5 separate regions of the Mus musculus genome follow, and regions 2, 3, 4 and 5 are each linked to region 1. Evidence: chromatin loops called from intact Hi-C (ENCODE). Cell type or tissue: heart. All regions are shown on one strand. Region 1 overlaps Bcr (BCR activator of RhoGEF and GTPase). Region 2 has its middle 32 kb from the start of Gnaz. Region 3 has its middle 45 kb from the start of Gnaz. Region 4 holds the start of Gm40692 (a long non-coding RNA gene). Region 5 holds the start of Bcr (BCR activator of RhoGEF and GTPase).

Region 1 (5,000 bases):
CCAGAAGAGGGCATCAGATCTCATTACGGATGGTTGTGAACCACCATGTGGTTGCTAAGATTTGAACTCAGGGCCTTCGGAAGAGCAGTCAGTGCTCTTAACCGCTGAGCCAGCTCTCCAGCCCCCCCCCTATCTATCTATCTATCTATCTATCTATCTATCTATCTATCTATCTATCTTTTTTCTTTTCTTTCTTTCTTTCTTTTTTTTTTTTTTTTTTTTTTTGGTTTTTCGAGACAGGATTTCTCTGTATAGCCCTGGCTGTCCTGGAACTCACTTTGTAGATCAGGTTGGCCTCGAACTCAGAAATCGGCCTGCCTCTGCCTCCTGAGTGCTGGGATTAAAGGCATGCACCACCACACCCGGCTCTCTCTTTCTTTTTTTAAAAAAGATTTTTTATTATTATAAATAAGTACACTGTAGCTGTCTTCAGACACACCAGAAGAGGGCATCAGATCTCATTTTGGGTGGTTGTGAGCCACCATGTGGTTGCTGGGATTTGAACTCAGGACCCCCGGAAGAGCAGTCAGTGCTCTAACCTGCTGAGCCATCTCACCAGCCCATATTAACTTTCTAAAATGTTCTGTTTATCTTATTTGCTTGCCAATAGATGCGGCTGCTGGCATCTCTTTTGTCCAGCCAATTATTCCAAGCTCTTCCTAGATGCTTGGTCCATAGAAGAGCACCAGAGGATGGGGCAGAGATGGACAACATTTTGGGGTGACCACTGCCTCCTGAGGCGTTGGCCTGAGATCAGCCACACAGAAGGGGTACTCCTGTTAAGGGACTGTTCCTAGGCACACACAGTACTCCAGGAACTGACTGGGCAGCCTTTCAGTAAGTAGTGAGAAGGTGGACCCAGGAATTCTTTGAGAAGAGGCAGTGCTGAGGGCATGGGCTGAGTCTAATGCAGAAGGCTTCAAGAAGATGTGGGCCTATGTCTGGACCTCACCTCTGACCCCTACCCAGACAGACACCTGTTGCCTAAGTACAAAGCCAACAGAACAGGTAGGCAGCACAGGATGTGTGACATGGGTGGGCAGGGCCTAGGACAAGGATAAGAATATGAAGAGTGTCTCCCTGCAGGTCCTGAGCCTTCTCTACCTCAACAGCCCGTCTGAGAGCCATGGGTCAGTCCACCTCACGTGTACAGCCCAAGACGTGGCTAAGCAGGCACAATAAGGTAAGTCATCAGTGTATTAAAACAACATTCAGACATCTCACATGCCACGCAGAAGACAGAGGTAGGATGAGGTACTGCTACTGTGAGCCACCCCCATGCCCAATTCAAAGATAAGCAAATGGCCCCAGAAAGGCCATCCCAAGGCAGCACTGCATACAGCAGCATGCTCATTGACCTCAGGAGCTCACAGGCCCACAGAAGCACCTGGCTTCAGGAAGGCTTTCTAGAGGCTGTTTGCTCTCCATGCTGCCTGGGAAGGATCTGTAGGGCAGATGTTGACAACGAAGCACACGAAAGCCTGTTGCCTACCCCAGCCTGAGGTGTAGCTGCACCCCGCGGCCCCCAGGGAGCAGGATGTTCCCTGCCCTCATCACAGTGGACTGGGGCTGTGCGGTGCGCCCAGTGATTCCTCTGTGCCTGTCGCTATAAATCCTACTTCTCACACTCTGGTGCAGTCTGGACAGGGCCCCAGCCATTCCCTGGCATGGAGAGATGGGGACATGTCACCAATACAGGCAGCTCAATTCATCATGGCTGCCTGATTGTTTGCACAAGACAGCCAAGTATTTCCTACAGACGGGTGTCCATGTGGAAGGACAGGAAGATGACCAGCATGCTAAGACCATGACTCCCTCCCTCTCTCACACACACACCTCCACAGGGTGGAAGGCTTTCTGGGTGAGAGTAGCTACAAGATTCAAGAAACCGTATCCGTGCATTTGTCTTTGGGGGCTGCGATCCTAGCCTTTAACGGCTGAGCTATCTCCCCAGCGCAACACTATACACATGTAGAAATGTGTGAGGCTGGAGGGCAGATTCTAGAGACTGGGTATCTAGATTTTTAGGTCAGTGGTAGAAATACAGGAGGGTACTAGGGCAGTAATATCTGCCCAGGAATGACTGTGTGGCAGCTTCCTCAGTAAGGACACAGAAGTGGGTCTCCAGACCACCAGGTGGCAGTCTTTTCTCTATACAAAGTAACTGAACTTTTTGTAATAACCAGCAGAGGGAATCCTAAGATCAGCCTAGAAGCTGTGGGTCAGTAATGTTCAGAGGAGAGTCCCCTGGCACTGAATGCTCTCTCAATGGCATGCCAGCTTAAGAGGTTCTAAGAGGCAGACTTAGCTTGGTCCTGGCAAGTACTTTTGATATCTCAACTGTTACTAAATCCTTCTCTCCAGCTTTGTCACGGGCCCCTAAGTACTTCCCAGCTAGCTCTGCTACCCTGGCCCTCAGTCTGCGAAAGCTATTCCAGGAGTGTGCAAGTTACTGACTGTGAGAAGGAACGTGGGCTCTTGCTTCTGAACCCCAGGGCATGGGCAGTTCCATCCCAACAGGACATCCAGCAGCCAGGGAGGAAGGCCATGCAGCCTTGTGACAGCAGGTGGGGACTCAAACATTAACAACAGCCCATCCAGGAAGGGAGGCTGGGAATCAGAATGGAGGGGTCAGAGGGTGAAGGGGAGACAGGGAAGTCCTCAGTCCTATAGGATGGGGACTGTCTCAGGCACGGAGGACCAAGTCTTAAGGGTTTTGCCTTGCTTTATGGTCAAGATCCCTGATTTTGGGAAATATTCCTCCTCCATAGCTCAGGAGGTCAGCCGGGCCAGGCTGAATGCTGCTCTGAGCCTACCTAGCTGGATCTACCGTGCGGGGAGCGGCTAACATGGTCTCACTTCTATTGTCCTCTATCTCTTTCCTCCTGGGAAACAGCTGCCTTGTCCCTCTGACCATTAACTAAGAAGCCTCCCCCACTTCTGAGTCACCATCACCTGTGCGGCCTCCTCCGTCCCCTCCCTGGGACCCTGGCTCCTGTGTCGACTCTGGTCAGTCAGGTCTGGCTGGGCCAGCTCACATGGCATCAATGGGCAGTTCAGGCTCAGTCTCTGTGTGCCCAGGAGACACCTGACTCAGAAGTGCTCATCAGCCTGGTAGGCCCAGAAGCACAGGGTACTCAGCCATGGCTTCCTGTCCAGCCTGCTTTCTCCGGGGCACATAGGAAAGGTCAAGGCTAAGCCACCTCTGCTAGCAGCCTCAACAGTGTGCTAAAAACTAATCAGGCCAGCCAGTTAGTTAGCCAGCTGTTGACGCAGAGTCTCATCCAGTACAGCCTCCCACCCCACCCCTGTCCCAATAAAGAGCTAAAGGACAGACAGATAGCCCAGGACCTTGCTGGACCTAGATCTAGAGTTGTAATTCAGAGGGACTGGTTGGCTGAAATGGCCAGAGTGTGCATGAGAGAAGAGGGAGAGACCCAGTGATGTGTGCATGCTCCTGTGAGTGACAGAGACTGTCTGTTTGTGTGCTGGCATTCCTTCTAGGCTCCACCCCAGTTACCAGGCAACAGCCAGGTATGCCTGACTCACTATAAAAGGGGCTGCTTGCCCCCTCCTCACTCTCTTTTCTTGCTCTTTTCCCCCCTCCATCCCTTCTCTCCCATTTCCCTCCCTCCTCCTCCACATACTCACTGCCGGCCTCTACTCCCCCCCCCCCACCCCCCACTGCCCCATCAACTCCTCTCCCCATGCTACAAATAAACTCTATTCTACACTATACTGCCTGTCATACTTCAGGGGAAGGAATGCCTCAGCAGAAGGACCCCCTTCCTCCTCACCATACTGCACCTCCACCAAACGTTCCCATTCTTCTTTTTCTTCTTTATAGAACACAACAATATGGGTCCTGCTTTCTCTGTGTGCTGTGTTGGCAGGAGACCCTATGCAGGTGTCTGTGTCCCCATAGTGCAGGGCAGAGCAATGGATGACAATCTCTGTGTGTTTTTATGTGAAGGGAGGGGGTACTCCCTAGGTGTTCCTCTATGTTCACGTAGGAATTACTAGCGACAAGGGACACCACTGCCTGCCACTTAAGCAGTGATGTTGCTGGGCACCCTGGGAGTGAGGGGCGACCCGGGATTCCCTCCTGCCCATCCAGGGCCTCCCACTCTGTAGACGTAACGTACACACCCTCTCTCTCCTTGCTGCACCATGGTTACTTCATCTCAGCCTCGGTTTCTGTCAGGCTGGGTGGCTGGGGCAGGGGCTGAACTGTAACTCAATGACAAAGGGCTCACCTGGGACAAACAAGGCCCTGGGTTCCAAGTTAGTGCCACAGACAGAAGAAGTAAAGTGAAGAGGGAAAGGCCTGCTTGGTGGCATTTTTTGTGGTGGAGTGGGTAAGAGTAAATGAAACAACATACCATAGGACCTCACAGGGCTACTGGGCACCATTTGCTGGGGCTTTCATGGTACTGAGGACTGAGCCCAGGGCTCTTGTGTCTTCTGATATTGGGGTACACTTACAGTTCTGGTTCTTCTGCTTGGGCTGTGGGCTCTGTGTCCCAGTTCACGACAGCAAGCAAGCACTGCTTACCACTCAGGGCTGGTGGGTTGGGGGGGGTGTCTCACCCTTCCTTCTCTCACCTCTGCTCACCACCCGCTCCTTCATACCTCTTGCAAATTGGTTTGACTTTTCAACAACTCTGTGTGTGTGTGCATGTGTGTGTGTATGTGTGTGTGTGTACTTGTAGCTGTAACAGAGTCTAGGGTTTCAAGCATGATAGGCAAGTGCTCTATATATAGATATACAGACCTATATAGATCTATAGATCAGTATACATATAGATAGCTATACAGGTCTATAGATCTATATATCCTTAGTCCCCCAACTCTTTTCAAGCATTAGCAGGAACGCCTAGTGTTCTTCTCTACCTAAGCTCCTCTGCCTCTTGCCCTCAGCCTTCGCTGGCACTATTCCTCTGGCTTCCTTCCTTCTTAAAGCACCTTCGGAACCCACTGCCCGCCTCCCTCCACAAGGG
Region 2 (5,000 bases), 220 kb after region 1:
ACACACTGCAGCCCTGTTCATGGCAGTCATGAAAACAGGCACTCCCAGGCAGCACATGGCAGTACTGGGGCATGGTAGGTGCACACACAGTCATGCCTGTGCCACCAAGTGGTGGCTCTAAGGAACAGCATGTGTATGTTGGTTGCACTGGGACTTTGGCCAATGTGCAAACAGGCTTGCTTTTAGCTACTCCATAGAGACCCTGGGAAATAGTGTGTGAGAACTGGCACACCCAGGCCTCATATGTTGGTGCAGGATGTAGCAAGTATGTGGATGGTTTTGCCTCTGCTTCCACAATGCAGCATTGGGACGCAGTATGTGTGCCTCGTGCATGGGCACCTGTGCCACAGGTACTGGCACTGGGATACAACACAGGTGTGAACAGATGTGACTGTGCCAACACATGGTGGCACTGAGACTTGGCTGACTTACAGATGGGCCCACCCATACCACCGTGTATTGATGCCAGGACACTACAGGTGTGGAAACAGGTGTGTCAGTGCTGCCAGGAGGTGGCATCAGGACATGACAGGTGTGAGTAGGTGTGCCCATGCTGCACCGCATGATGTCCTTGGTCAGGGCATGTGCGCAAGCAGGAGTGCCCACACAGCCACCTGGCACCTCTAGGTCATAGCATGCCAGAGATCAGGCACATGCACACTAATAAGTGATGGCACCAGGACATGGCATGTGTATGGACATGTGTGCCCAAGCTGCCATATGATTGATCTAGGCCATGCCACATGTGTCACCAGGCATACACATTCTGACAGGAGATTACTCTGGGGCATGGCATATGTGTGAACATGGATGCCCACAACATCATGTGACAATGCTGGGATATCACATATGTGCACATGTATTGCCTGTGCCATCCCACAATGGTGCTGGCACATGGCACACATGTGAACACACATTCCATGCCATTGTTGGATGGCATGGGCATGTAGATGCAAGTCCTATGTTGCCATGTGAAATGCATGGTAATACATGTGACCATGCTATCATGTGGTAGTTCTAGAATATATCATGCATAGGAGCAGGCGTACCCACACCAACATATGTCAGTGCTAGAACATAACACACGTGGGAGCAGGTGCCCCCATGCCAATGTGTCAGCACTTGGATATGACATATGTCAGAGCAAGCATGCTTACACATCACATGGTCATGATAGGGTACAGGGACACTTGTCATGTGGCATTGCTTTAACATGGTAAGTATTGGAACAGGCATACACATAACAACATATGACTGAGCTGGGACATGGCGTATGTGGGAACAGCTGTGCACATGCAACATGTGTTGGCATTGGGACATGGTACACATGGGAATTGTGTACCCACCCAGTCTATGGCAGCACTGGGACATGGTAGACATGGAAGCAAGCATGCCCATGATCATGTGGCAGCACTGGGACATGGTAGACAAGGGAACAGACATGTGCACACTGCTAAGTGGTAGTGCTGGAACACAGCAGGGGTCCATACCTCCATGTTTTGGTATTGAGTAAGTGGCACATGAGTGAACAAGCAAACCTAGACTGTCACATATTGACATACATCTGCATGTATGTGAGCTGGCAAGCCGAGGCTGCCATGTCTTGGTTCTGGAACATGGCAGGTGTGCAAACCTGGTGGCACTGGGATAAAACAGGTGTGCGAACAGGAATGCCTGAGCTTCTGCATTGTGAGGCTGGGACATGGGACATGTGTGAACACACCACCAGGTGCCTGGTCTGGGCACAGCAGGTGTACAAACAGATGAGTCAGGGCCCAGCACACAGCAGCTGTAGGACACTGGAGGCACACTCAAAAGTGAGCTCTGTCCTATGGCAGGTGTACTGTGGGCATGAGCAGGCATGCCTGCACCACCAGGTAGCAGTGATAGGACCCATCAGGTGCAGAGACAGGTGAGCCCATGCCTCCATGTGGTGGCTCTGGGACATAGCAGGCTTGTAAACAGGCATGCACAAGGTAGTACGGGGGCACTGCAGGTGCCCAAACAAGTATGCCTGTATTGCCAGATAGTTTGGGACACACAGGAGTACCAACAGGTAGTCTAGCGCCACCACGTGGAATTCAACGGATGCATGAACAGCTTTGCCCACGCCACCACATTTTGGCACTGGAGCACAGTAGCTGTGTGAACAAACACGTTTGCAAAGCCAGGTGGCCACACTGGGATACAACAGGAGCACACAAGTGTGCCTGCACTGCCACATGGTGGTACTGGACCACAGCAGATGTGAACAAGCATGCACAAACTGCCACAAAGGTGCAAGCAGGCAATGCTGGGACATGATAAGCGAGTGACTGGCCATGCCTGTGCCACCACATGGCATGGCTGGGATAGGACAGCCACACAAACAGCCGTTTGTGGCGTTGCTGAGACACAGCAAGCATGCAAACATATGAGCTTGTGCTGCTGTGCTGGCAGCACTGTGACACAGTAGCTGTGAACAGGTGTGTCTGGGCCACCCGGAAGTAGTGATAGAGGTACGGCAGGTGTGCAAACAGGCAAGCCAGTGGCACTGGGTGGTGGCACTGGGACACAGTGGGCACACACTCGGACATACTTGCGCCACCGTGTGGCACAGACCTGACACACCCACGCACCACATGGTGGACGTGCACACAGACCTGTGCCACCACGTGCTGGCACTAGGGCCTCTTCAGGTTCCCAGACGTGTTCTGTGACATTGCATGGTGGCTGTGGATTTGGCCCTTGTGTAAACAGTTAATATACACGCCACCACATGTCACCACTGGGATAGGGGATGTATGTAAACAGGCATGTACCTACCACATGGTTGGATATGGCAGAAAACCAAACACATCCGTCCCTGTGGCCATGAGGCAGTGCTGTGACATAGCATATGCAAATAAGCATGTCTGTGCCGCTACAAAGCAGTGACAGGACATGGCAAGCGTACAAACAAGCACACATGTGCTGCCAGGTTCTGGGACACACACTTGTACACATGTGTACAAATGTACTCGTGCTACCAAATGGCAGCACTGGACAGGGTAGGCAGGTAAACAGATATGCCTGTTCCATGACATGCCATCTCTGGGATATGGCAGACATGTGATGGCACGCATGCGAAGATGTATGCCTGTGCCCCACTTGGAATGATGAGAGATGGCCGGCATGCTCGCACCACCAGGCAGCACTGCTGAAACACAGCAGACACGTAAGCAAACCTGTTCACACCATCACACATTGGTACTTGGATTTTGACAGGCATGAGCAGGACCACTTGTGCTACCATTGTGGCAGTCCTGCTGTATGACAGGTCAGGTATGCAAGCAGGCGTTCTCATGCTGTGACCAGGCACAGACACAGCAGGCTGGCCAACGGGCATGGCTGCATTACAACATGGCATTGCTGGGGCACAGAAGGAACGTGAATGGAAACGCTTGCTCCACAGTGTAGAATGCTGCCACACAGCAGGCGTCTGTGTTTGTGATGCTAAACAGTATTTCTTGGACAGAGTAGTCAGGCAAACAGCCACGTACTGGCACTGGAACATGGCTGTTGCACGAACAGGTTGTGCAAGCATGTTGCACGAACATGCTGCCATCTGGAGGATCCGTCTGGGACATAGCAGTTGTGCAAACGGGCATGACCATGTGATGCTGCGGGAATGTGGTAGGTGTGTGATCAGACATGCCGTGCCACTTCTTTGTGGTGATGGGATATGGCAGACATGTGAAGAAAGCAGGCTCACGTCGTCACACGGCAGTGATGTTATAGGGCCAGCACACATGGGTTGTGGATGCCACCACATAGCAATACTGGGTTACAACATGCATGCAAACAGAGGAGCTCAGGCTGCCATGTCGTAGTCCCAGGATGTGGCAGATGTGTGAACAGGTATGCCTAGGATACCAGGTGGCCGTGCTGCAACACGACGGGTGTGCAAACAGGTATACCCAGGTCAGGTATTGTATTCCTGGGATTCAGCAGGAATGCAGACACCTTTGTCCACACTTCCACATTTTTTGAGGCTGGGACATGGCGTGGATGTGAACAGACATGCCTACTGTGGCAGGTGCCAGAGCTAGTACGTGTGCAAACAGGTGTGTCAGCTGTGCTTCTTGGTGGTGCTGGGGGATTCCACAGGTGTGAAGAGGTGTGCTGTACACCACACGGTGGCCCTAGAACTCAGTAGATGTTTGAATAGGCCCTGTCTATGCAGCCCTGTGTGTCAGTGCTGTGACACAGCTATTTTATAAACAGGCATGTTGAACCACCACGTGGCGCTGTTGGGAGAAATCATGGGTGTAAACAGTTCTAAGGCTGCCAGGTGAAGACACTGTGATATGGCGGGTTTGGCAGTGACGGGACATGCAGTCATGTAAACAGGTTTGTCCGTGTTACCACGCAGCAGCACAGAACATGGCAGATGTCTTATTGTTGGGACACAGCAGACATGCAAACAGGAACCCACTGCCACCACTGCTCATCACTGGGACATGACAGGTGAGGAAAGAGCCACGCCCACATTGACACATTGCATAACTTGGACAAGGCTGGTGTGCAAGCAGGCACACCCGTGCAGGCATGTGGCAGTGCTGGACCTTGGTATGTGTGAGAACAGGCATCCACGTCACCATGTCTTGACACTGGGACCCAGGAAGTACGTGAACAGGTGTACCATGATACCATGTGGTGGCGCCTGTATGTCATATTGGGCATGCCCACATCAGAATGTGGTGGTGCTCAGACATGGTAGACATGAACAGATATTCTTGTGCCACTCTGTGGGACATGACAGACACACGGACAGTCATCCCCATGATATGGTGATGTGGTGTGGTGGGTGAGGTTATGGCAAGCAGACACGCATGTACCACATGTGAAGAAGACATCTCTGGTTTCTTTGGAGACTCAGTTGTGCCATCTGATGTTTTTCCAGAACCTGTCTTATGAGAGGATGTTTTGTTGAAGCAGACACGTGAGAGGTTGTTTTGCTGAAAACAGACACTTGGTGT
Region 3 (5,000 bases), 230 kb after region 1:
CAGGCTTCACTTGTTTGACCTTCGAAGGTTTTCCCCTTGGATGCCCAACCCTTGAGCATGCAGATGAAGCATCTTCCAACACGGCTGTCCTGGTCAATTGTACATGGCTGCACTGTCCTTGCCCCAGAGACTCTGTCCACCTTCCCAGAAGCATAAGTGCCCCTTTCTCTCTGCCATTAAACCAAACCAGTTCTCTGAAGCTGTTCCCAGGTGTGTATATTCTTTGCCTGCGCACTCACTGCTGGCCCCACGTTGCACCCTTCGCAGCTAAGCTTCCTCACCTCCAGCAATGGGGCCAGTTCTCCCAAGGGGGAGAAGTGGACTCGGGGTGGCACCCGGGCTGCATGCCATGGTGTTTGGTACGACAGACATGTGAACGGCTCTTCCTATGCTTCCACGTCGTGAGGCTGGGCCACGGCATGTAGGCCCACGCCACCAGGTGCCTGTGCTGTAACATGGCAGGTGTGCAAACAGGCAAGCCTTCACTGCCTTGTCGTGGCCCTGGGAGATGGCATATGTGCGAATAGGTGTGGCAGTGCCACTACATGGCAGCACTGGCGCTCAGCAGGACTTGAACAAGTGTGACACGTATCCATGTGGCGGCACTGGTATATAGCGGGTTAGTCAATAGTCATGCCTGTAGCACCATACCACGTAGCCTCACAGGGGCACACCAAGCACACTAACTGGCATGCCTGTACCCACCACGTGGCATTGCTTGTATATTGCAGATGAGCCAAGAGGCTCATGTCACCACCACGAGGTATCACTGTGACTCAGAATGATGTATGATCAGGTCTTCCTATCTGGCCTGTGTTGGCCCTGTGACACGACAGATGTATGAACAGGCATGCTCCCATTGCCAGATGCGGTCACAGGGATGTTGTGTGTAATTTTAAAAACACGCAGGCTGGAGAGATGACTCAGTGGTTAAGAGCACTGACTGCTCTTCCGGAGATCCTGAGTTCAAATCCCAGCAACCACATGGTGGCTCACAATGAGATCTGATGCCCTCTTCTGGTATGTCTGAAGTCAGCTACAGTGTACTTAAATAAATAAATCTTTGGGCCAGAGCGAGCGGAGCTGGAGCGAGAAGGAAAAAAATTGAAAACAAACAAACAAATAAACAAGAAAATAAACAACCCCCCCCCCCCCCGTTACCTCCTTGCTCCATGCGTGGCCCATGCTCTGATGTCTCTGGGTTCCCCATTACTTCAACTTGATCACAACTACCCCCCACCCAGGGAAATCCAGGAACTGCTGTCTGCACTCCAATCACTTCCCTTTGGCTAGCTTCGCCAAGCCACCAGCTACCGCCCCAGCTCTTCTCTTTCTCCTGCCCACCTTAGAAGAAAACCACTAGACAGCTCCATTGTTTTAAAACTAGCCAGATCGCACTGCACATTTGTTGGACTTTTATTAGCTAACCTATTTTAGCCAACTGCCTGTGGTAGAGATCACCGTTTTCAGCCACCCAAGATCTTATGTGGTTGTAGCGTGCCTCCCGTGCCAAAACCTGCCGAAAAGCCCTCTCTTTCCCTGTGTCCCTTCTCTTCCTCTTGGGACCCGGAAATCACACCTTTTCCCCTTCGCCCAAGCAGGTGGCTCTCGCCTTCTTTATTGACCAAATCAAGAGTTAATTAGGAAACCTGAATTTAGTATCAGCTCCTACCCCTACACAGGGACACAGGCCCATGTGGCAGTGCCAGAACACAGCGGGCATGAGCAGGGCACACTCACTGCCACAAGGCATAGCTAGGATATGACAGGTATGTAAAAAGGCTTGTTTACATCATGTGACATTGCTGGGAGATGACAAGGGAGAACAGGCATCAGGTGACTGTGTTGGGCTACAGCAGAAACGAACAGGTGTGCCTTTGCTGCCACCCATCAGTACTGAGACAGGACGTGGGCACAGACCGGAATGTCTGTGCTGCCAAGCCCTGGGACCTGGCAGGCACACACAGGCACTTCCACACCACCATGTGGTGGCACTGAGACATGGCAGGCATACAGAAATGTGCCCATGGTGCTATGTGTCACTGCTGGAACTCGGCAGCAATGGTGATTATACACAGGGCTTTATGAGTCACTGCATGACAGTTCTGGGACACCGCTGAGGCAGGAACAGGCATGCTCTTGCCAACAGGTGGCTGCCTCCAGACATGGAAGGCCTATAGGCAGACATGCCCGCACCATCAGATGACACTGCTGAGACACAGCAGGTATACACATAGATTTGCTTGGACCACATGGCCTTGCTGGAAAATGGCAGGTGCTTGAACAGGTGTGCCCAGGCACCTCGTGGCAGAGCTAGGAGATGGTTGGCATGTAAACAGGTGCATCTAAGTGACAGGTGCATCACTTGGACCCGGCAGACAGATAAACACACACTCATGCTTTAATGTGGCAGCACTGGGACTTGATAGACGTGTGAACAGGACTACCTGTGCCACCACGTGTTGATGCCAGGATGTGCCAAGTGCATGAACAGGCATGCTCGCACCCCTAGGTGGAGGTCCTGGTGCACAGCTGCTGTGACCACGCATGCTCAAGCCACCAGGTATCAATGTTGGGAAATGGCAGGCCTCCAAACAGGCATGTCTATCCTACATGGTGATGCTGGGGCCCCACACGCATGGACAGGCAGGGCTGCATAGCCATTAGGCAGAGCTGGGAAATGGCAAGGATAATCAGGTGAACCCTCGATGTGGCAGTGCTAACACGTGCAGACGTAGGAATAGGGTTGTCTATCATGCCGCTTGGTGGGGTAGGGACTCAGCAGGAGCAAAAGCAGCCCTGCTGGTGCTGCCACACTTGGTTCTGGGATGTGGCAGGGGCATGGACACAAGCACGTCCACGGAACCACATGATAAAGTTAGGACACAGTGGGCAGGCACACAGGTATGTGTAGCCGTCCAGAGGCTTATGGTCGAGCTGGTTTCACCTGAAAGGGGGGCTGGAAATGAAAAGGAGGTGGTGAGGGGCAGTGAGAGAAGAATGAAGCCAAGCCAAGGCTCCAAGTTTAATATTCAGCACTGCATTTGTATAGGGAAAGCCCGCAGAACCCATCCTTTGTTTTGCAAAGCCAGGCGGTCTTGTGGCAGTCTCTTCTTCTAAGTTCCTGTGGGAACTTGCACGTGCAGCCAAGGCAGATGACTCCACCAAGGTCGATAAGGTCCATTGTGGCAAGCGTTCAAGGTCTGTTCAGCCTGCTCAAGGCCGGGAAGGCTACAGTATGCCTGCGCTGCTACGGGGTGTTATGGGGGCACAGCAGGTTTGTGAACAGGCTTGTTCATACTCTCACATGAGGCCCTGGGACACAGCAGGCACGAATAGGCTTTCCCACAAGTAGGCATGCTCACGCTCCACATGGTGGCACTGGGACAAGGCACACGGACAGGCCTGGTTATGCTGCTAAGTGGTGACCCTGCTATACAGCAGGGATGACTAGATGCTCTGAAGCTTCCCAGAGAGGCTGGGATGCCGTGGGCGTGTAAACAGATATGCCCACATTGCCAGGTGCAGGCCCTGTTTCATGTCAGGTGCATGCTCAAGCTACCACATAGCAGTGCTGAGACCCGACTGGCATACAAGGAGGCATGCCCTACTTATGTAGCAGCGCTGGGACACAATAGCTGTGAATGGGTGTGGCCACGCAGACGCTTAGCAGTGCTGGGAACTGACAGGCACTCTCAGGTGTGCCCTTGCTGCTCTGGAACATTAAAAGTGCAAACATCTGCACTGCCAGACGTTGCTGCTGTGATTTAAAGCGGGCATGTGAACAGGCAGACCTACACCGCCACAGTGTGGTGCAGGACATGGGTGTACAAACAGGTAAGCACACGCCTCGTGGCCCCGCAGACACAGCAAGCACATGAATGAGTGTGCCCACACTGCCACACACTGGCAGTTCTGAGCTGTGGCGGGCATGCAGATGTGTATGCCTGTGCCACCAGGTGGCAGAGATGAGACACACTTGATGTGAGAGCTGGCGTGCCTGTGGTCCCATGGGGTGATGTTGGAAAACGGCAGGTGTGTGAACAGATGTGGCCACTCCAACACCTGGTGGCACTGGACACCACAGATGTGCAAACAGGATTACCCATGCGGCCAGTGGCCGTGGGACTGGGTCCTTGCATGTGTACAAACAGATGTATGGCAGGCAGCACCGGGACACGGCAGGTGTGCTTGCTGACCCTCACCCCTGTTTCCCTGCTGATGTAGTAGATCTGGAGTCTCTCAATGCACGTTTCTAAGGACTTTCCAGGCAGCACTTGCTCTGGATAAGAGAACATACTTAGAAAGCTGTGGTTGAGAAGCCTGGATTCACAAAACAGTTTTCCGAGGCAAGGGACAGCACTGTTGTTTATCGAACTAGTAATTCAGGCTTCCGTGTTATTGATCAGCAGGCGATTTTCACACAGTTCAAGTGTAGTTGCCACTTTCTCTAAATTTAGAAACCACAGCCACTGAAGTGACTCTGACAAGTCACTGCTGTCAGAGGAGTTTAAAGCCTGTGAAAACCTGTTCACAAGGCAGCAGCGTTTGAACTGGACAGAGCTTGTTTCTTTGGTCATATCATGTCGGATGACGTTAGCTCACCCATTTCATCTAACCAACATTGATAATTTCACGTCCTTTAATGTGAAAATGACATTATTTAAAAATTTTAAAAATGTATTCTTTTCTTATATATTACACTTAGATCACAGTTTCCCCTCCCACCTCTCCTCCAAGGCCCCCCCCCCCAACCCCATCTGCTCTTCCTCTGTTTCTCTTTGGAAAAGGGCAGACCTCCTGTGGATATCAACCAAAGATGGCATATTAAGTTGCAGTAAGACTAGGCACCTCATGCCGTATTAAGGCTGGATGGGCAACCCAGTAGGAGGAAATGAAAAATACGACACTGTTTTTTTTAACAGCTTGTAGATACAGATGGCCAAATAATGACATTTCACTTTTAGTTATATTGAATATAAGAAGGGATTATTATTGAC
Region 4 (5,000 bases), 130 kb after region 1:
GCTTGCTGGCCCATGGGCTTCTGAGTAATTCTGGTTCCCCCATTTTTGCCTTAGGAATACTTAGATTACAGATTCTTGCTACTGCATTCGCTTTTTGAAAAAACATGATTCCAGAGATAAAATTTAGGTGACGAGGATTGTGTGGCAAGTGCTTTTACCTTGTAGAGCCACCTCACTGGCCCTAATATTACAACTTTGAGAGACGTATACACGTTGAATCAAATGCCATTCACATGTTTCCATGCTAGCTCTTTCCACTTCCAGGCTGCACAGGGAAAGAGTAGTGGACATTTCTGCACAGACTTACCTGGTACACAAGAGGGATTCCCCTAGAGTCTGCCGGTGAAGGTGATGTTGGCCTCACGTCTTGGTTAGGGCTTTACTGCTGTGAAGAGATACCATGACCAAAGCAACTCTTGTAAAGGACAACATTTAATTAGGGCTGGCTTACAGGTTCACAGGTTTAGTCCATTTTCATCATGGTAGGAACATGGCAGCGTCCAGGCAGGCATGGAGCTGGAGAAGGAGGTGAACGTTCTGTATCTTGATCCTAAGACAGCAGGAGACTGTTTTCTATAGGTGTGTGTGTGGGGGGGGGGGGGGCTCTGTTCCGCCCTGGACTGAGCTTGAGCCTAGGACCTCAAACCCCACCCCCACACTGACTCACTTCCTCCAACAAGGCCACACCCACTCAAACCAAGCCACACCTCCTAATGGTGCCACTTTGCACGGGCCAAGCATATTCAAGCCACCACACCTCAGATGCACACCTGCTTCACTGTTGCAGGCTATCAGAACTGCTTCCTAGCCTGCCCTTCCCCAGCTAGCGCCATCCTGTCAGCTAACCCAATGGTATGCTCTGGAAGCTCACTGTTGTATGGTGTTGTCCACGGGCACGACCAGTGAGAACGAATCAGCATTACCCCTGGCTCCTCTCTGTCCAGTGCCTCTGGGGGAGCTGGGACCCACTTTGCCAGTACATTCCTTTTCTACTCAACTGCCAACTTGATGAGCTCTAGAATCACCTGGATTCTAGGATCTAGAAGATGGGCTCTGGGCATGCGTGTGAGGGACTATCTTGGGTACGTTCTTTGGGGCCGGAAGACCCACTCACTGTGTGTGGTATCAAGCCCTAGGCTGCTGAGCTGGGATCCAGACGAGAAAGAGAAAGTGTGCTTGGATTATACGTATTGTTTACTCCCTGCTCTCTGTGAGCATGAACGCGGCAAATGCCTCAAGCCCCTTCTGCCGAGCCTTCCCTATAACGAACGACTCTGGGGTCCGTGACCAAATAAACCCTTCCGTCCCGAGACAGCTTTTTGTTTTGTTTTGTTTTTTGTTTTGTTTTGTTTTTAATGAGATAGGTAAGCGTCTCCTTATTTATTCAGTTGGCCCTAAAGTTCTTCACTTGGAAGTTGGTCTCACCAGCTTTGCCTTTGTGTTTCCCCCCTGAGGTAGGGATCGCTAGAGAAGACAGTCCCACTTATCCTGAGCTCCTGAAGACGTTCTGCCGTGTCTCCTAGGAAACAGCCTTACTTTTCCTGAGCAGCTGGCGAAGGTTGTACCCACAATAGAGCTTTGCCCATCTTCCTTCTAGACCTTGCTGCCAATCAATACTACCAGGGTTCTGAAAAGTGTCCTGGGTTCTCCCGGATGCTCCCCATCTTCCTGTAGAACTCAAACGACACAGGGAGTCTGCTGGGCTGACAAGCCCAACCGACACAAGCCTTTCTGAAGACCTCAGTGTGAGCCATTTGCCTTGATGGGTGCTGATCACTGCGGGTGAGGTCCCCAGAAGGCAGGCCAGGGAAGCCTGGTGGAGAGATTGGCATCAGGGGCTTGGGTAATGATGGGTAAGTTGTCAGAGGAAGGGAGGCAGTGTGGTCCGTGCCTGGGGAGGTGCATGCACCTTGGGACCACTCGGGTGCTGTCTGTGGCTTTTGGGTTCAGTGGTGTGGCTGTACCTCACAGTGTCCTAGCTGGGCTTTGGATGGGGCGTGGATTTCTTCTTCAAACGTCCCTCTTATCAGTATGTGACGTTGGGCAGTTGCTAGTTGGTGGGAACCTGACTTGCTAGCTTGCAGCATATATTATGGGGCTTCCTTGTCAATGGCAGCATTTAGAAGTTCTTTGTTTTGTTAATTGCATCTCCCATGGCATTGCCTCCGGACTACCTTGAGTGTAGTTAATATTGTTTAACTGGTGGATGTACTCGGCAAAGGTCTTTCCTTCTGAATCCTTGCCGCTACCAAGGTCTGAGTTGTTCCCAGAATAACCAGCAGGGGGTGCAGCAGGACTAGGGCCTGGGCCCGTCTCATGCCCTAAGGGGTTGTTGCCCTATTAAGCGAGGAGAAACCAAAACAGAATAGGTAAATGCCACAGAGGGGCTGCTGGGCCACGTTCCCTAGAAACTAGTGGCCTTGATTGCCCACCCAGGATCCTCTTCTGTGTCAGGCACTGGCTGGGTATTTGGGTGAGTTTGGGCCTGGTCCATTTTCATGTAACTCCCTCCGGTTGTGCCAGGCTCTCAGACCCTGGCCTAGATGTAGTGGTGGTAGTATAACTTACCGCAGTGATCTGGCTCCAATGTGGGATGCCCGGACTTGGGTCAAGGCCCTGACTGATCAGACGTAATCACAAACCATTCCCCAGCTTTGCAGCATCTTTCTATCCCAGTGCGGGGCCTGGGTACCACAAGAAGATGTCTTGAATGTGGTTTTGAACCTGGCCAGCTTGAGATGCTGCAGAGAGCTGCCCTGGAGTCATACTGTCTGGGCTTGACTGGGGTCTGGGCAGCTGTTGTCACAGGGGGATGAACCTGCTGGGACTGGTCGTTCCCTGAAGTGATGGACTGATGGAGAAACTTTCCCTTCAATGGACAGCTTAGCCCCAGGCAGGCGACATACTCCTGCATCTGACGCTATACCTATGTCTGTTGCTGGATATTTAATCACACTGTGGACCCCAAGATTGTGAACTGGAAAATCCTCATGGTGTGGTTCAACCCAGAGCACACACCTTCAACCCAAGAGCTTTCTGTTGACTGTAAATAGGTAGTGGTGTGGCTCAGCCCTAGCACAAACCTTTCATCCAAGAGCTTTCTGTAAGCAAGAGCTAAATAAAGTTAACAACAGGTCAAGAGGCTGAGCAAGTTGACAACCGGCCAACCGGTTAACAGGGAGTGGAATAAGTAAACCCAGAGAAGAGAAAGGAGGGTCTTAGGAGTTGAAGGATATTTAAGACAGGGAGGAGGAGGGGGAGGAGGAGAAGGAGGAGGAGGGGGGGGAGGAGGAGGAGGAGGAGGAGGAGGGGGAGGAGGAGGAGGAGGAGAAGAGGAGCTTTTCTTTTTCTGGGATGCCAGTGGAGTAGGAAGGTCAGCTGGGTGCTTTCTCTGCCTCTCTGAGCTAGCAGGCTTTCATCCCAGCATCTGGCTCCCGAGTCTTCACTGGCAAAATTGAATGGCAGGAATTCTTGTTTTGAAAATGGCATGTGTCCTTAGCCCGACAGCCCAAGTTGCTCCTATCCCTGACCTTTAAGATAATGCCTGACAACAAGGATCTATTTATTTCCCTGTTATCAGAGTTTCTGGGTACCCCCTTTCTCTCCACTCTTACCCCCTTCCCCCGGCACCTCCAGTGGGATAGAGCCTTTTCCTGTCCATCCCTATCAGGACTGACCAGGGTCCCAGAACTTACCCTCACTGTTTCTCTTAGGAGAAGCTGGCTTAATCAGCTCTTTTTCATTAGGTTTGTATGGTATCTCCGGGGTTCAAAATAGCCTATTACCAATGGAATTACCACAGGGATGGGGGCCTCTGGGAGCATACTCAAAGCTATGCTTGGCTGGCAGCTGGAGTGGGAACTATCCCCGTCCTGAGGCTCCTTGTTAGGCCTCTACTGGTGAGATGAGTCCCTCAGGGTGCCACCCAGCCGTTGGAGGCTGCTTATCCTCTTATCGTCATAGTGTAGTGTTGCTACCCCTGCCTCCCCATGACATTCGTCCCTGTGCCAGCTGGGCACACACTCTGCCCATTTGTCCTGGATGTCTAGTATTTTCTCTAGGGCCTAGACAGACTACACACAATCCTTCCTTGCTGTAGACTAGCCAAGTCATTTGCCATGCTGCTTGTCCCCGTTGGGGTCTCTGATATTTTGGGAGTGTGTGCACATAGGCAATGTGTGTGTGCGCGCGAGCGTGCATGTGTGGTGTAGGCAACAGATAACCTTAAATGTTAGTCCTTGGGCGTTGTCCACTTGGTTTTGTTTTGTTTTTGTTTTTTTGGTGTGTGTGGGGGGTCGGGGCAGGGGATTTTACTGGAATATAGGCAAGGCTGACTGGCCAGTAAGCACCATGGATTTGAACCCTTGTCAGTTTCCACCTCTCCAGCACTGGGATTTCGAACCCACACCATGATGCCCAGCTTCTCACGCCAGTGCTGGGAACCGAACCCTGATCTTCACGCTTGAGCAGCAAGCACTCTGCCTACTGAGCCAACGTCCCACGCCCTTTTGTTTCCCCTTTTGTAAAGCAAAATCAACGGTCATAGCATCTTAGGAGTGCGTTGCGGAGCACTGCTGTCGAGGGCCGCCACCATCGAGGATGCCCTGCATCAGTGACCGTACAAGCCACTGAGGAAGGTGGTGATCCCCGATGGCGATGTGTCTTGGGAGGGAGGCTAGACAGTGCCAGCAGAGCATCGGCGAGCCCCTTCGGTGGTTCCTGTCACCAGCTTCTCACTTAATTTCCTTTGGAAGACAGGTTGCCAATTTCCCTGCTAAAGCTGGACATCGGTATTTACCCTGTAGGCCTCCCCTGGGCCTCTTAGGTCAGCCTGTGCCCTTAGGAGGAAGGAGATGGGTCAGACGGTTCCTCACCGATGAATCAGTGGAAACTGCTATATTATATGAACTCGAATTAATGGAATCTGCTTATGCTGCCCTGTGAATGGGCGAGTGTAGGGAGGTGAGCTAGGGAGGGAATAAAGCATCTACACAGGCTGA
Region 5 (5,000 bases), 91 kb after region 1:
GCACGTGGCCATCTCTTTCCCAATACTTCCGCAAAACCCACCTTGCTCTAGATCTAGACCCAAGAGAGCACACCACCAGCCATTCCCTTCTATTCCCCCACCCCCATCCATTCCCCTTCAGGAAGAAGGGGGTGGAGTCAGTTCAGGCGCAGGGCCAAAGAGGCACAAAAGCACTTGAAAATCACTCCAAAAAGTACCCATTTTCTCCCATGCCAATCTACTTCAAGAGTCCAGAACAGGTCCAAGTATGCCCACACAAGGCACTCACCTGCTTCCCCTTGAAAGGTGCTGTCCCCATCACTGGGCCAGATCTGCCCAGTCTTGCGGACACCCACGATGGTAGCCTCAGACACCACAACCTGGCACTGCCGGTGCCGCTTCTGGCACTGTGGCGTCGGGGGGCTGCTGCTGTCAAAGGACTGCTGCGAATTCTGCGAGGGTGAGCGGCTCTTGTCCCGGAACATGCGGTAGGTGGTGGGGCTTGGTGACACGCGGCTGGACTGGCCAGAGGAAAAGTCCTCCTCGCTGGAGGTGAGGTTCTCGTTGGAGCTGCAGTCCGGCGTGTAGCCACCTCCGCTGTCCTCGAAACTCCGAGGCGAGTAGGACCTGCGAGGCCAGGTTAGGCGTTTCTCCTGCTCTGAAGTGCTCTGGCTTCGCAGGAGAGGGCTCTTGCCCTCCCCTTCCACCATCATGCCTCCGACATAGATGCTCTGGTAGGGTTGGTACTCCAGGGGCGGCCAAGGGGGCCTGTTGCCGCCGTTGGCATTTATTAGGTTGTCCTTCAGGAAGCGGGGATTCAACTCTGCATCCTCATAGTCACCGTCAAGGCCGCAACTGCTTTCCGAGGAGCGCCCACGGTAATGGGGTCTGGGTGCTTCCCCCAGGCCCTGCCCGGCGCTCTGCTGGGACTTCTTGCGCTCCATTTGCATGGCCTGGCTGCCCAGGGAACTGATTCGGTCGGACACCTCTTTGTCGTTGACCTTCACCAGGCCGCGCTCGTGGTGGAACTCGACGTTCACGTAGAAGGGCTTCTCGGCGTCGGCAGAGCCGGGCTGGGCAGGTCCCTTGCGGATCTTCTCGAAGTTGGATCTGAGCGCCGCCACGCTGGTGGGGGGCCCTCGGTCGTCCCGGTCCGCCGATGCAGCAGCCGCTGGCCTGCGGGCGGACGCTGACCGCCCCTTACTCGGTGACCCCTCTCCGTCCGGCCGCGCCTCGGACTCCTCGACGGGCGCCGGGTCTGCGCCGTCGGCGGGCGCGGGCGGCGGGCGCGGGGCGGACGCTCGGGGCTCGGCGGCGCCGTCGGGGGGCTGCGCTGCACGGCGGAAGCCCCAGCGCTGCCGATCGTAGCTCTTCTTCTCCTTGGCCAGCAGCGTCTGCAGGTAGATCATGCGGAAGCGCTCCTGGTTCACCTCCTGCTCCAAGCGCCTAATGGAGGCCTTGCAGCGCTCCAGCTCCTGCTCGATGTCACCCACCGAGCGCAGCTCCATGCGCGGCGGCTCCGAGTCCGGGAACTGCGCCCTCCACGCCTCGGCGAAGCCCACCGAGTCCACCATGGCGCGGCCGGCTCACCTGCGCCGCCGAGCTGCGCGCCCGGAGTCCGGCTCAGCGGCGGCGCGGCGTTCTCACCGGGCCCGGGCTGGGGAGCCCGGTGGCTCCCATGGCCCCGCGGATGCGGCGGCGAACAATGCCCGCCCCCGGGGGCCGCAGGTGAGGTGGGAGGCTCGGCGGCGGCGGCTGGGGGTGGGGGGCGCGCGCGGGCGGGGGGAAGGGCGCGGGGTTGCGCACGCCGCTATTGTGTGCGGGGCTCCGCAGCGCGCGCGGCGGCGGCGGGAGCCGTCCTCCGCAGAGCAGGCCCACCGCCGGCCCACGGCCGCAGCCCCGCGGGCTCCTCGCCTCCGGTTCCCGCGCCGCCCCGCCCCGCTCCGCAGCTTTCCGGGCAGGCGCTCCGCTCGACACGGCCAGCTCTCGCCGCACTCCCGCCCCGGCCCGCACTCAGCGCTGCAGGAAGGGGAGGACCGGGGGGCGGTGGCCGCGGAGCGGCTGACGGGGCTGGGCGCGCCTCTTAAAGGGGCCGCGCCGCGGGAAGAGCGTTGGGTCCTTAAATCGGACCCGGGACGGCTGCTAACCGGTCTGATCCCCTTCTGTACACAGAGGCGCCCCAGACCGGGTGATTCGAAGCGATCCTTTCACCACGGAGACTCTCATGCCTGTTTCCTCTTTTCTGCATCCACCAACCTCGGTGCTGACCGCACCAATGAACACCCAGCAGGGCCCAAACTATTGAGAAATCAACCGGGGCAGGTCAACGGTGCAAGCCAACAGCCCGGGTGCTAGCCAGTGAACCTCTGGTGCTGGAGGTGGGTGATGAAGCTTCACAATGGCCACTCAGTTGTCACCGGACTCCTTACACTGAATGATAACTTAGGAATGTCTCCCCATCTGTTCGGTCAACGTATCTCCCTTCCTGAGTAATGACTTTTGACCTCTGGAGGCCAATGTAGTATTTTCGGGGTCTTTTTCTTTCTGTGAAAGGATCGCACACCTCCTTCTCAGCAACAGAGCTGGTGGAAGACAGGAAATCTTTAATGGCTCCCAACGAAGCTTAGGGATCTGAGGCACTTAGCAGAGATGCTCTCTGCAGGAACTCTCCAGAATACAAAATGAAACCCAGGCCAGCCTGCTGGGTGAGGTGAAAGGCAATAGGATTTGGCAGCTGAAGAACAGCTTCAATTTTGACCACTTCTCCCATCTCCGTGCCTCAGTTTCCCCGAGCTCTGAGATAAAACCAGAACACCTGCTTCCACAACTGTTATTTCCTTGGTTATAAACTGTTATCATGCTTTTCTAGAGAATTAGAGCCCAGCGCCAGCAGCCAGATCAGCAGGGCCTCCCTGACTTAGGCCGGGATTCTCTTTCCGGCCCTGGAACTCGCTTCCATCCAGCCTGTTGTCTGCACCTAGTAGGGTTCAGTTTGTGTTAACGTTGGTAGGGCTGGCGAGTCTTTGGAGCCCCGCTCAGGAACTCTGTGAGCGCTGTGCAGCTCGCTGCTGCCCTCTGTAGACATTTTTAATCTCTTGTTCCTTCCTTCCCCGCCTACCTCTTGCCCAGCAGGCAGTAAACAACGCAATTGCAGAGAAGAAATAGTTTTGCTGGTGACTTGACTTCTGAGCTTTGAAACAAAAACAAAGAGAGAGAGAGAGAGAGAGAGAGAGAGAGAGAGAGAGAGAGAGAGAGAGAGAGAGAGAGAGAGAGAGAGAGAGAGAGAGAGAGCAGGCATCCCAGAAGCACAACAGTGAAGTACTTCCTTGGTAGAATGAGCAAGTTAAAAAGCCTGATCCTCGCTGGGGGCGTGGCTCAATGGTAGAGGTCTTATTTGGTAAGACATGGATTAATCCCTAACAGTACATAAAAAGGAGAAAGACACAGACAGATAACACACACACGGGGAGGGGGGGGTGGCGGAGGGGACTGGGGCAGAGAGACACAGAGACAGGAGAGAGACAGAAGAGAGATGGAGACAGAGCACAGAGACAAACAGGGACAGTGACACACAGATACAGGGAGGAAAGAGACAGAGGAGAGAGAGAGGGAGGGGAGAGAGAACGGAGAGAAAAAAAAGCCAAAGCCGTGACCTCACAGGGTCACAATCAATACTAGCTGCCGCCCATAATGATCTGATGGGCTCATTCAATAAGTGAGCCAGGCAGGCGAGACGAGAAGAGCTCAGGCCTCTGGAACCCTATTTCCTGGCCATCTGAAAAAAGGAGACTCTTCCAAAGACTACATTCTTCTTCTTCTCCCCCCCCCCCCCTGTTGACTGGGTCCTTAAGTTCCCAGTAGGCTTGGTAGGGCCCATATAACCATTAATGTGTGGAACAGCAATTAGTACTTTGGTGGGAGAGGGTGCTGCCATTCATCCATATGATAATTTGTGCAGAGTTTTTGGTGTGTGAGGTGCTGGGAGTTGGAACCCCGGGACCTGTTAACACGCTCAGCATCCGCTTTGCCACTGAACCACACTCCTCCCTCTCCCTCTCCTGTAAATATTTTCCATGTACTCAACCGTTCATTTATTTTGAGATGAGGGCCCATACTTCTGGACTCAAGTGATCCACTTCTGGCTGCGGCCTCCTGAGCAGCTGGGACTATGTTTATGCGCCCGCATGCTAGCTTTTAATATTTTATAAATAAATAAATTTGCTTTTAAAACTCAGAAGCTGTCCGTTGGGTTTTGCAGGCTCTGTTCTCTTGACATAGCAAAGTGCTCGTTGAGTACAAGGGCACAGCCAGATAGTGGTCCCCCCCCCCCCCCCCCGTCAGACAGCCAAGGAAAGCCTTTCATCCTCAGGACCACCCTGGCTAACACTAAGCTTCTGGTTCTTTTCTGCACAGAGCCTCTCTCCTCTCCCTTCCTCTCCTTTCCTATAGCGCGTTCTCATCATCTGTCCTTCACTAGCAGGACAGGGTAAGGAGAGGCGTAAGGATCATCCATACTACAGTCTATCTCATCCTTCCAGAGTTTGTTTCTGCTAGGTCTTAACTTTGCAAGCTTTCAGATTATTTGTCAGCAAGTAGTGGACAAATTGGGATATATGTATGGCCCAGAAGAAGCACAGCCAGCAGAGATGTGTGTGTGTGTAAGAGAGAGAGAGAGAGAGAGAGAGAGAGAGAGAGAGAGAGCGAGCACAAAAGACAAACAGACTGAAAGAGAAGGCAGGCAGAGCTGGGTCAGCAGAGAATAAGGCAAAAGTTGGGGAAGGGCTAGCCTGGACAAGGTGACAGTGGGCTAGGGCCACAGCTAGGGCAGTGGGCTAGGGCTATAGCAGATGAGATAGAGAACAAGAAAGAGGCTTCAGAAAGTAGCTATTTGAGGAACAGCTAAATTAGGAGATGAGGTCGGTGTGGGGAGCAGGAGGTAAGATCATAGGTAGGCTTCTATATCCCTAAGAGACTTAGGCTTCATTTTAAAGGCAAGTCAAGTCACCAAATGGGCCTTATGC

What was found. A loop is a pair of places that touch in the nucleus more often than their neighbours do. Peaks named below come from ENCODE experiments on the same cell type or tissue, not always from the same donor. Only the 100,000 strongest peaks of a DNase experiment are listed, where the experiment ranks them.
Region 2: a loop joins it to region 1, with 5 times the contacts of the local background. A loop is called at or near these places in 38 of 42 quality-filtered maps.
Region 3: a loop joins it to region 1, with 6 times the contacts of the local background. A loop is called at or near these places in 32 of 42 quality-filtered maps.
Region 4: it touches region 1 in a loop (8-fold over the local background); 2 of 42 quality-filtered maps call a loop at or near these places.
Region 5: it touches region 1 in a loop (7-fold over the local background); 40 of 42 quality-filtered maps call a loop at or near these places.

Annotation. Positions count from the first base shown.
Region 1 is chr10:75,148,681-75,153,680 of GRCm38, reverse strand. All of the region lies in intron 8 of Bcr (BCR activator of RhoGEF and GTPase), which reads right to left. Among named protein-coding and RNA genes, the nearest start is that of Specc1l, 61 kb to the left of the region's middle. In heart, a CTCF peak has its summit at 2,151 (motif pointing right); a DNase peak (open chromatin) is centred at 2,260; H3K27ac peaks cover 280 bases; H3K27me3 peaks cover 1,672 bases.
Region 2 is chr10:74,932,286-74,937,285 of GRCm38, reverse strand. No RefSeq gene overlaps it. Among named protein-coding and RNA genes, the nearest start is that of Gnaz, 32 kb to the left of the region's middle. In heart, CTCF peaks have their summits at 111 (motif pointing left) and 2,075 (motif pointing left); no DNase peak of the experiment used is centred here; H3K27me3 peaks cover 320 bases.
Region 3 is chr10:74,920,018-74,925,017 of GRCm38, reverse strand. No RefSeq gene overlaps it. Among named protein-coding and RNA genes, the nearest start is that of Gnaz, 45 kb to the left of the region's middle. In heart, CTCF peaks have their summits at 1,983 and 3,936 (motif pointing right); no DNase peak of the experiment used is centred here; H3K27me3 peaks cover 2,133 bases.
Region 4 is chr10:75,018,614-75,023,613 of GRCm38, reverse strand. The region is part of intron 4 of Rsph14 (radial spoke head homolog 14 (Chlamydomonas)); the gene reads left to right. It overlaps Gm40692 (a long non-coding RNA gene), which reads right to left and starts at 413. Exons shown (of 4, transcript XR_003948909.1): 1 at 308-413. In heart, a CTCF peak has its summit at 2,279 (motif pointing right); no DNase peak of the experiment used is centred here; H3K27me3 peaks cover 501 bases.
Region 5 is chr10:75,057,579-75,062,578 of GRCm38, reverse strand. Bcr (BCR activator of RhoGEF and GTPase) reads right to left here and starts at 1,683. Exons shown (of 23, transcript NM_001081412.2): 1 at 269-1,683. The coding sequence starts at 1,553. In heart, a CTCF peak has its summit at 3,037; DNase peaks (open chromatin) are centred at 288, 788, 2,008 and 2,998; H3K4me3 peaks cover 2,995 bases; H3K27ac peaks cover 2,155 bases; H3K27me3 peaks cover 1,110 bases.